Regions from separate parts of the Homo sapiens genome. Here region 1 is linked to region 2. The links are chromatin contacts, found by Hi-C or POLR2A ChIA-PET in ENCODE. All regions are on one chromosome and are shown on one strand. The core of a region is the stretch at or near the end of the contact, and the rest is flanking DNA. Distances in the headings are between cores, read along the strand shown.

What was found. A loop is a pair of places that touch in the nucleus more often than their neighbours do. ChIA-PET counts read pairs that join two places held with the same protein, here RNA polymerase II (POLR2A). Pooled maps may share reads with other maps.
Region 1: a pooled map shows a loop between it and region 2 (4-fold over the local background). The contact joins two enhancer-like sites. A Hi-C loop is called at or near these places in 1 of 37 single-sample maps with no recorded cell type and 9 of 50 pooled maps. POLR2A ChIA-PET finds 5 or more read pairs at or near these places in 1 of 52 experiments (Panc1).

The regions. Positions count from the first base shown.
Region 1 is chr4:118,862,518-118,866,572 of GRCh38, reverse strand. It overlaps a transcript of SYNPO2 not described here. Among named protein-coding and RNA genes, the nearest start is that of SYNPO2, 24 kb to the left of the region's middle. RefSeq lists a silencer at 1,191-1,300. Within about 2 kb of position 1,377, at least 2 of the 41 ENCODE cell types and tissues checked have a DNase peak (open chromatin) inside an H3K27ac peak, as active enhancers do.
Region 2 is chr4:118,966,149-118,969,844 of GRCh38, reverse strand. The region is part of intron 1 of SYNPO2 (synaptopodin 2); the gene reads right to left. All of the region lies in intron 2 of SYNPO2-AS1 (SYNPO2 antisense RNA 1), which reads left to right. Among named protein-coding and RNA genes, the nearest start is that of SYNPO2-AS1, 17 kb to the left of the region's middle. RefSeq lists an enhancer at 1,729-1,778. Within about 2 kb of position 1,729, at least 24 of the 41 ENCODE cell types and tissues checked have a DNase peak (open chromatin) inside an H3K27ac peak, as active enhancers do.

The sequences.
Region 1 (4,055 bases), core at 128-2,627, 100 kb after region 2:
CAGCAGAAATAAAAACTCCCACAAAGGAGTACTAGTAAACCTAAGAAGTGCTCAACCAACTAGGGCCAGGTGGTGCCAAGATTCCAAAGAAGGGCAAGAGACTGAGAATATGAGCTTTGCTTAGAGATAGAACTGTGCTGGGAGCAAAGAAATCGGCAAAGCCTTGACCATTTTCGTGGTGTTGGAGCAGTCGTTCTCAACCAAGGGTAGTTTTTCCTCCACAGCACATCTGACAATGTTTGGGGACATTTTTGATTGCCAGGTTAGTGTGGGGGTCGGGGAGTGGGAGGGCGTTCCTACTTGGATTTAATGAGTAGAGGCCAGGGATGCAGCTAAACATCCTACAATGCACACAATGGGCTCACACCACAAATAATGAATTATCTGGCCCAAAATGTCAATAATACTGCAATTGGAAAACTATGGGCTACAAAGACAAAACTGGAGACAAACATACACATGCATCAAGGGGTTTATAATTCTTATTCCTGACTTTGGCTCAGATGTTTTCTCAAACCATTTTGTTAGATTCTTACAGTCTCTGGTGTGAAATGTTTCTGTCCCTATTAAATTCTACACATGAAGTGTTGTGAATCAGCTTCACTCTCCTGGGTTCCAATCCCACACCAGCCACATTCATTCTCAGCAGAACACTTTATCATTTACCTTATGATTTGGTTACAATTATCCTACAAACACTCTTTCTACTTTCTTGTTTTCCACATAACTTCACCCATTGTTTTCCTTAATTATAAAAGAGCATCTCTTCTTTATTAAGGAAATGCCTTATCAGTTCTCTTTCCCCTATTCGAATAAAAATCACTTTTTTTAACCGTGCTTTTTCAGGTTATTCTTTCATCTCCCTCCTTCCTCCTGTTTCCAAAGTTTTGAAAGAGTAGTCAATAAGTACTGCATCTACTTGATTATACCCTAGCATCTGTTTCAGTGACTCTGTAAACACTCTCAGCCAAATCTCAACCATAAAACAAAGATCTTTCTTCAGTCATAACCCTTGACACTGTTTAAAACTTCCTGTGTCCTTCTCTGACACTTACCAACCTGATTCTGTCATCTTTTATTGTCCCTTCACCATCCTACCCACTAAATATGCTCCACAAGATTTTAATGCTTCTTGTTTCAATTATCAAACGTGTCTGTTTCAAATCCACCCTTCCATATTCGGCTTTATGGTGCTTCAGCACAAAAATCTCAAATCGCCTTTCTGCTTTGCCAGCTGCTCTATGTCATGTCTGTCAATAGATGGCACTAGACAGAGAGACTGCATTGCCAGAACAGAGAGAGGAGACTTGCTCCTACCTGCTTCCAGTTCCTACCGCAGTGAGTTCCAGTGGCAGCTGCTGATTCCAGTGCGTAGCTATTCCAACACTTGCAGAACCAGTCTCCTCCAGCCTCCTCCAAGACTCCAGCAATAGCTGTGGCAACCCCCTCCTAAGATGTCTGGCCTGGCCCCACAAATTCCCACCTTCAAATTTCCAAGTTTTATTAATTCCAACATATTCCTTTTGTTCCCTCAGACCTCTGGGGGCAAGGTTTGGGGGAGCTGCTTCTTTGAGTTTCTGCCTTTACGATGCCTTGATATTCATATTTGCTTTTCAATTATTTACTAATAGAGCCAGTAATAAATAGAAATATATATAATGTAGCTATCAGTATCTTACTTATTCAACAGGATATTATTGTAACTTGGCCTGCAAAAAACACGTTTCATCTATAAAGACACACATAGGCTGAAAATGAAGGGATAAAAAAAGATATTCCAAGCTAATGAAAGCCAGAAAAAGAGCAGGATTAGCTATATTTATATCAGACAAAACAGATTTCAAGACAGATACCATAAGAAGAGACAAAGAAGATCACTATATAATGATAAAGGGGTAAATTCAGCAGGAGGCTAAAACAATTGTAAATAAATACATACCCAACACTAGAGCACGCACCCGGATATATAAAGCAAATATTACTAGAGCTAACGAGACAGACAGATCGAAATACAACAATAGCTGGAGACTTCAACACCCTACTTTCAGCATCAGACAGATCTTTCAGACAGAAAATCAACAAAGAAACATCAGACTTAATCTGCACCATAGGCTAAATGGACCTAATAGATATTTACAGAACATTTCATCCAACGGCTGCAGAATACACATTCTTTTCCTCAGCACATGGATCATTCTCAAGGATAGACCATATGTTCGGTTATAAAACAAGTCTTTAAAAAATTTAAAATAGTATCAAGCATCTTCTCCGACCACAATGGAATAAAATCAATAATAAGAGGAATTTTAGAAACTGTACAAACACATGGAAATTAAACAATGCTCTCCTGAAAAATTGGTGGGCCAATAAAGAAACTAAGAAAGAAATTTAAACATTTCTTGAAACAAATAATAATGGAAGTACAACATTCCAAAATCTATGGAATACAGCAAAAGCAGTACTAAGAGGAAAGTTTATAGCTATAACTGCCCACATCAGAAAAGAAGAAAAACTTCAAATAAACAAGCTAGTGATGCGTCTTAAATAACTGGAAAAACAAGAGCAAACCAAACCCAAAATTAGTCGAAGAAAAGAAATAATAAAGATCAGAGCATAAATAAATAAAATTGGAATGAAGAAAACAGTACAAAAGATCAATGAAGCAAAGATGGGCACAGTGGCTCATGCCTGTAATCCCAGCATTTTGGGAGGCTGAAGCGGGTGGATTACCTCAGAAATTTGAGACCAGCCTGGTCAACATGGAAAAACCCCTTCTCTATTAAAAACGCAAAAATTAACCGGGTGTGATGGCTTGCGCCTGTAGTCCCAGCTACTGGGAAGACTGAGGCAGGAGAATTGCTTGAACCTGGGAGGTGGAGGTTGCAGTGAGCCAGGATCACGCCACTGCACTCCAGCATGGGTGATGGAGCAAGGCTCTATCTCAAAAAAAAAAGATAAATGAAACAAAAAGTTGATTTTTTGAAAAGTTAAGCAAAATTGACAAACATTAGCAGAGTAAGAAAAAAGAGAGAAGACCCAAATAAATAAAATCAGAGATGAAAAAGGAGACATTACCAAATGATACTGCAGAAATTCAAAGGATTATTAGTGACTACTATAAGCAACTATATGACAATAAATTGGAAAATCTAGAAAAAATGGATAATTTCCTAGACACATACAACCTACCAAGATTGAACCAAGAAGAAATCCAAACCCTGAACAGACCAATAACAAATAACAAGATTGAAGCCATAATAAAAAGTCCTCCAGCAAACAAAAGATCGGGGCCTGAAGCCTTCACTGCTGAAGTCTATCAAACATTTAAAGGACAAATACAAATCCTACTCAAACTATTCCGAAAAATAGAGGAGAAGGGAGTACTTCCACAATCAATCTATGAGGCCAGTATTGCCCTGATATCAAAACCAGACAAATACACATTTGAAAAAAGAAAAGAAAAAGTCCGGGTGCAGGGGCTCACGCCTATAATCCCAGCACTTTGGAAGGCTAAGGCAGGTGGGTCACGAGGTCAGGAGTTCCAGAGCAGCCTGGCCAAGATGGTGAAATCCCGTCTCTACAAAAAATACAAAAATTAGCCAGGTGAGGTGGCGGGAGCCTGTAATCCCAGCTACTCGGGAGGCTGAGGCAGGAGAATCGCTTGAACCCAGGATGCGGAGGTTGCAGTAAGCCGAGATCATGCCACTGCACTCTAGCCTGGGCGACAGAGCAAGATTCCATTTCAAAAAAGCAAAAGAAAAAAAAAAGAAAGAAAGAAAGAAAAGAAAACTACAAGCCAATATCACTGATGAAAATTGATGCAAAAATTCCCAACAAAATACTAGCAAACTGAATTCAAACACACATTAAAAAGATCATTCATCATGACCAAATGGGATTTATTGCAAGGATGCAAGGAATGGTTCAACATATGCAAATCAATCAATGCAGTATATCATATCAGCAGAATGAAGGATAAAAATAATATGATCATTTCAATTGATGCTGAAAAAGCATTTGATACAATTCAACATCCCTTCATGATAAAAACTCTC
Region 2 (3,696 bases), core at 480-2,979:
CATTTTTGTTGGCATTTCTACTAATTTTTCATGTTTTAAACAATAACTGATATTTTACCAAAAAAAAAAAAAACCTTGTAATCAACTTCCAAAATAACAGCTATTTTCATATATTAGTGACCTTATAGAAAGAACGCCCAGAACTTAATAAAACCCCAGAAGACTTTAGAAAGTCCTGGTTCACAGGAACACAGTGCTTCTTTGGTTTCAGGCCATTGGCTACCTCATTGTTGGGATTTTCCAAGTCAGATAGTATTACACTTGGAATATGCCAGTGAACATTAATAATCATGACCATAAATGAAAAGTTGGCCTTCTCCAATGGGATATAAAAGACTGGCGCTCCACACCTCCTCAGAGCAGCAGAGGGCAGTGAAAGCACTGGTAATGGATAATATAAACCCAGTATTACCATCGGGAGAGAAACGTACTTTTTTACAAATACATTTTCCATTTTAAACGAACACCATGCATGTAAGAGTTTGGAAATATATTTTTAGTCTCTAATGCAGTTTTGGAGCCATATACAACTTTTACAAAGTGCAATGTAATTTCTATGTAGCATTTCTGGGACTTAGAGTTCAATTTAATATATCAGAAAAATGTTTTAGGGAGTAACACTACCTTGTAAACTTGGTCCAAAACTTAGCTGTACAGTGTAGGATATCATAAAACAGTGGTAACCCACCAGAGACAGAGTGTTGTGTTTATGTGAGTATACAATTTAGGAGCTGCAAGGGCCCCTTGAGGTTAACTAATGATTCGTGTCCCTCCTTTTAACTGACCTGGAAAGACTCCTGGACTTGCTCAACTACATAGAGGCTAAGACAGTGGTCTCCTCACTCCTCTCGTTCTGTGGATTTTCTCGTTCTGTTTTGTTTTCGTTTTTGTTTTGCCACGCTATATTTCATAATACTTAGCAGTTAGATTTATAATCTCTGACGTTTTAGTCAGGGTTCAAAGGCCAAGGAATTTCCACCTGGAAAATGCAGGAGGGCTCAAAAATCAGTCTGAGCTTGCTTCTGCAAAAATTTGTTTTTAACTTTGAAAAGAGAGGCCTCCACAAGGGAGTTATGCCATTCATTTGAAATTTTAAAAATTGCTCTACCCATTGCAAGTCAGTATATACTTAAAGTTCTTTAAAAAGAAAAAAGACCCATCACTCCTCCACCAGGGACTCCCAGAAGACACTGCTCTTTTAACCTCTGCAAACCCACACAAATCCAGTCCCCTTTCCTTCTTAGATTGCCCCATCACTGTATCATGGTCAGAAATTTTACTAAATGGCAAGGCAAATGCCTATGGGTGCTTTCTTAGCTGTGACCTTTCGAAGTCTGGGCTCTAATTTAGAAAATCTGTCACTCACTTTTCCTACTGAGTTGGGAGAGTGGACTGGAGCTCAGGAGTGGCTGAGAAAATGGTTAAATGGTTAATGGTGAAACAGTAACCTCTGGGAGAAAAGACATCTCTGTGGAGCCAGGACATTGCTGTAACAGTTACATTCAAACATTTCGTCTCCAGACTTTGTTGATTTGCCTGGAGCCCATGAGGTCTGATTGGCATTAGCAAGTGCAAGGGCCTCCAGTGACATTCTCCTGACCCTGCAGCAACTTCCTTCTTTCAAGAACACACACTAAGCCTCAGGCCAGGACCTCTTGCTTTCATTTTCACTAACTGGCTTCTCAGCCTGCTCTCTTTGTTCTACATCTTGTGGTTTTTCAGCAAGTCAAGGGCCAGGCTGAAATCCCAGAGCAAATTCTTCCAAGGCCAAACAAGGAAATGCTCAGCAAGTCTTTGGAAACCAATAACCAAGAGCACTAAGCTATGTTATTTGAAAGTTAATACATTGAATGTCACATATTTTTTCACCATAGTTAGACATTTTATAGAATAGCTGTATGTCTTCATTATATGACATTCTCTAATAAAGTTTAAAGTTGCATGGATAGGTCCATGTTTTAAGTTGACTTTTTTTTTTTTTTTTGGTATAAAGATTTTTCAAATCAAGAAGAATTAAAAAGCCAAATCAAGGAAAACACCTTCTGGAGAGAATCTGGTGTTACAAACTTTAGTTAAATGCTGTATATCTTATGATTTCTTAAGGAGATGACTCATACCAAAGGGAATCATCCAAGACATGCCAAAAGCATAGGGGAAAACATGGAACCTTTTTGTCCAGAAACTATCAGGGATTGTGCTATACCCGTTTCCCCAAGTGAGGCAAATGGTTCTCTGGAAATTACCATGAATGGGGCTTCCCCACTGCACTTTTAGTTGAGTTGGCCAAAGAAGCTGCAGAGCATCAGGCCAAGGACCAAGAGGAGCTGTGGTTTTTGTGTGATGAAATGTGCTACCATCCAGCAAGGATTAGGCTCTGAGCACAACCTGCTAGTTTGGAAACCTGAAGCCAGGATTTTCAGAACGCTGGCTCTTAAGCATAACCCAAACAACAAAGAGAAGTTGTTTGTTGGAAAACTCAGTCTCAGGGAATGTCAGAGCTAAAAGGTCAATTGTAGAGTTATCAGGTGGCTCGACGAAAATCATATTTACGTGGTTCCTCCGCAGACTTTTATTTCCTATAGGGAGACAGAGGTAGAGGAAAGAAAGAAGAGGGTGGGAGAGAAAAAAGAAAATGGGCAGTATAGAGTGGGAGCTAAAATGGGCTTGAAATTAACTCAGTAGCTGAGTTCAACCACTGAAACCTTTGTTTTCTGAAATATTAGAAGGGAATAATAGTACACTCCTGTGTTATAAGGTTGTTATAAGAATTCATAGAATTAATCTTTGTAAACTATTTAGTGCCTGTCTGGAACATATCCATTATGCTCAATAATGGTTAACTATTATTACTGTCATTTTAAGTAACTGGATAAAGAGGAAAAAGATGTACTTACTGTGAGGTACAGTTCCTTAAAAACTACCATGTTATTAACTAATCATTCAGAGCTTTGTAAGGAAGGACCTGCTGACCTGCTCTTCAAGTACATGAGTAGATTCAGATACTTTAAAAACTTCATCAATCTGTTCAACCTACATTAGTAAAATCTATACAATCTGGGACAAACTAGGCCACCATTTGTTCAGGTAATACCCAATACAGGAGGAACTAGGGGAGGGGGGTCTTTCACTTGCCAAGCCCTGTAAAACAGTAGCTTTGGGTTATATCATCCCAGAAGTATGTGTGTGTATATATATGTTATATATATGATACATAGCTATATAATTTAAATTTTTATAAATGCTTCATATGAACTAGCAGCAGCCCTGGGGTCCAATCCTAAATCCCACAGCAATTTAGGATCTTGACCAAACCTTCTGCCATACCCTAGCTTTCCTTCTTCAGGCAAGATTATATAGAAGAAGTCCTCCCTTGGGGTTTACAAGGGTAAGTGGGGGAGCTGTGCTCCAGGGTTTCTGGGAAAGACAAACCAACTCAAACAAGCCTATTCTATCTATCGTCTCTACCCAGAAGCTAAAATGGGGAGGCAGACTGCCTTTTCTTTCTCCCTAGAGAGCTCATACCTCAATTCTGCTTTAAAGGTATTGCTTGAGCATTGAGGTATAGGAGCCAGAGGGAGCGATGATGAATGCCTTCTCAAATAAACCACTTTTTCTATTTCCCGTTTCTTTCTATCCACTCAAATGAATGGTTGAGAATTTTGCTGCCAACTTTTGCCCGTGAGTCCCTCCGATCCA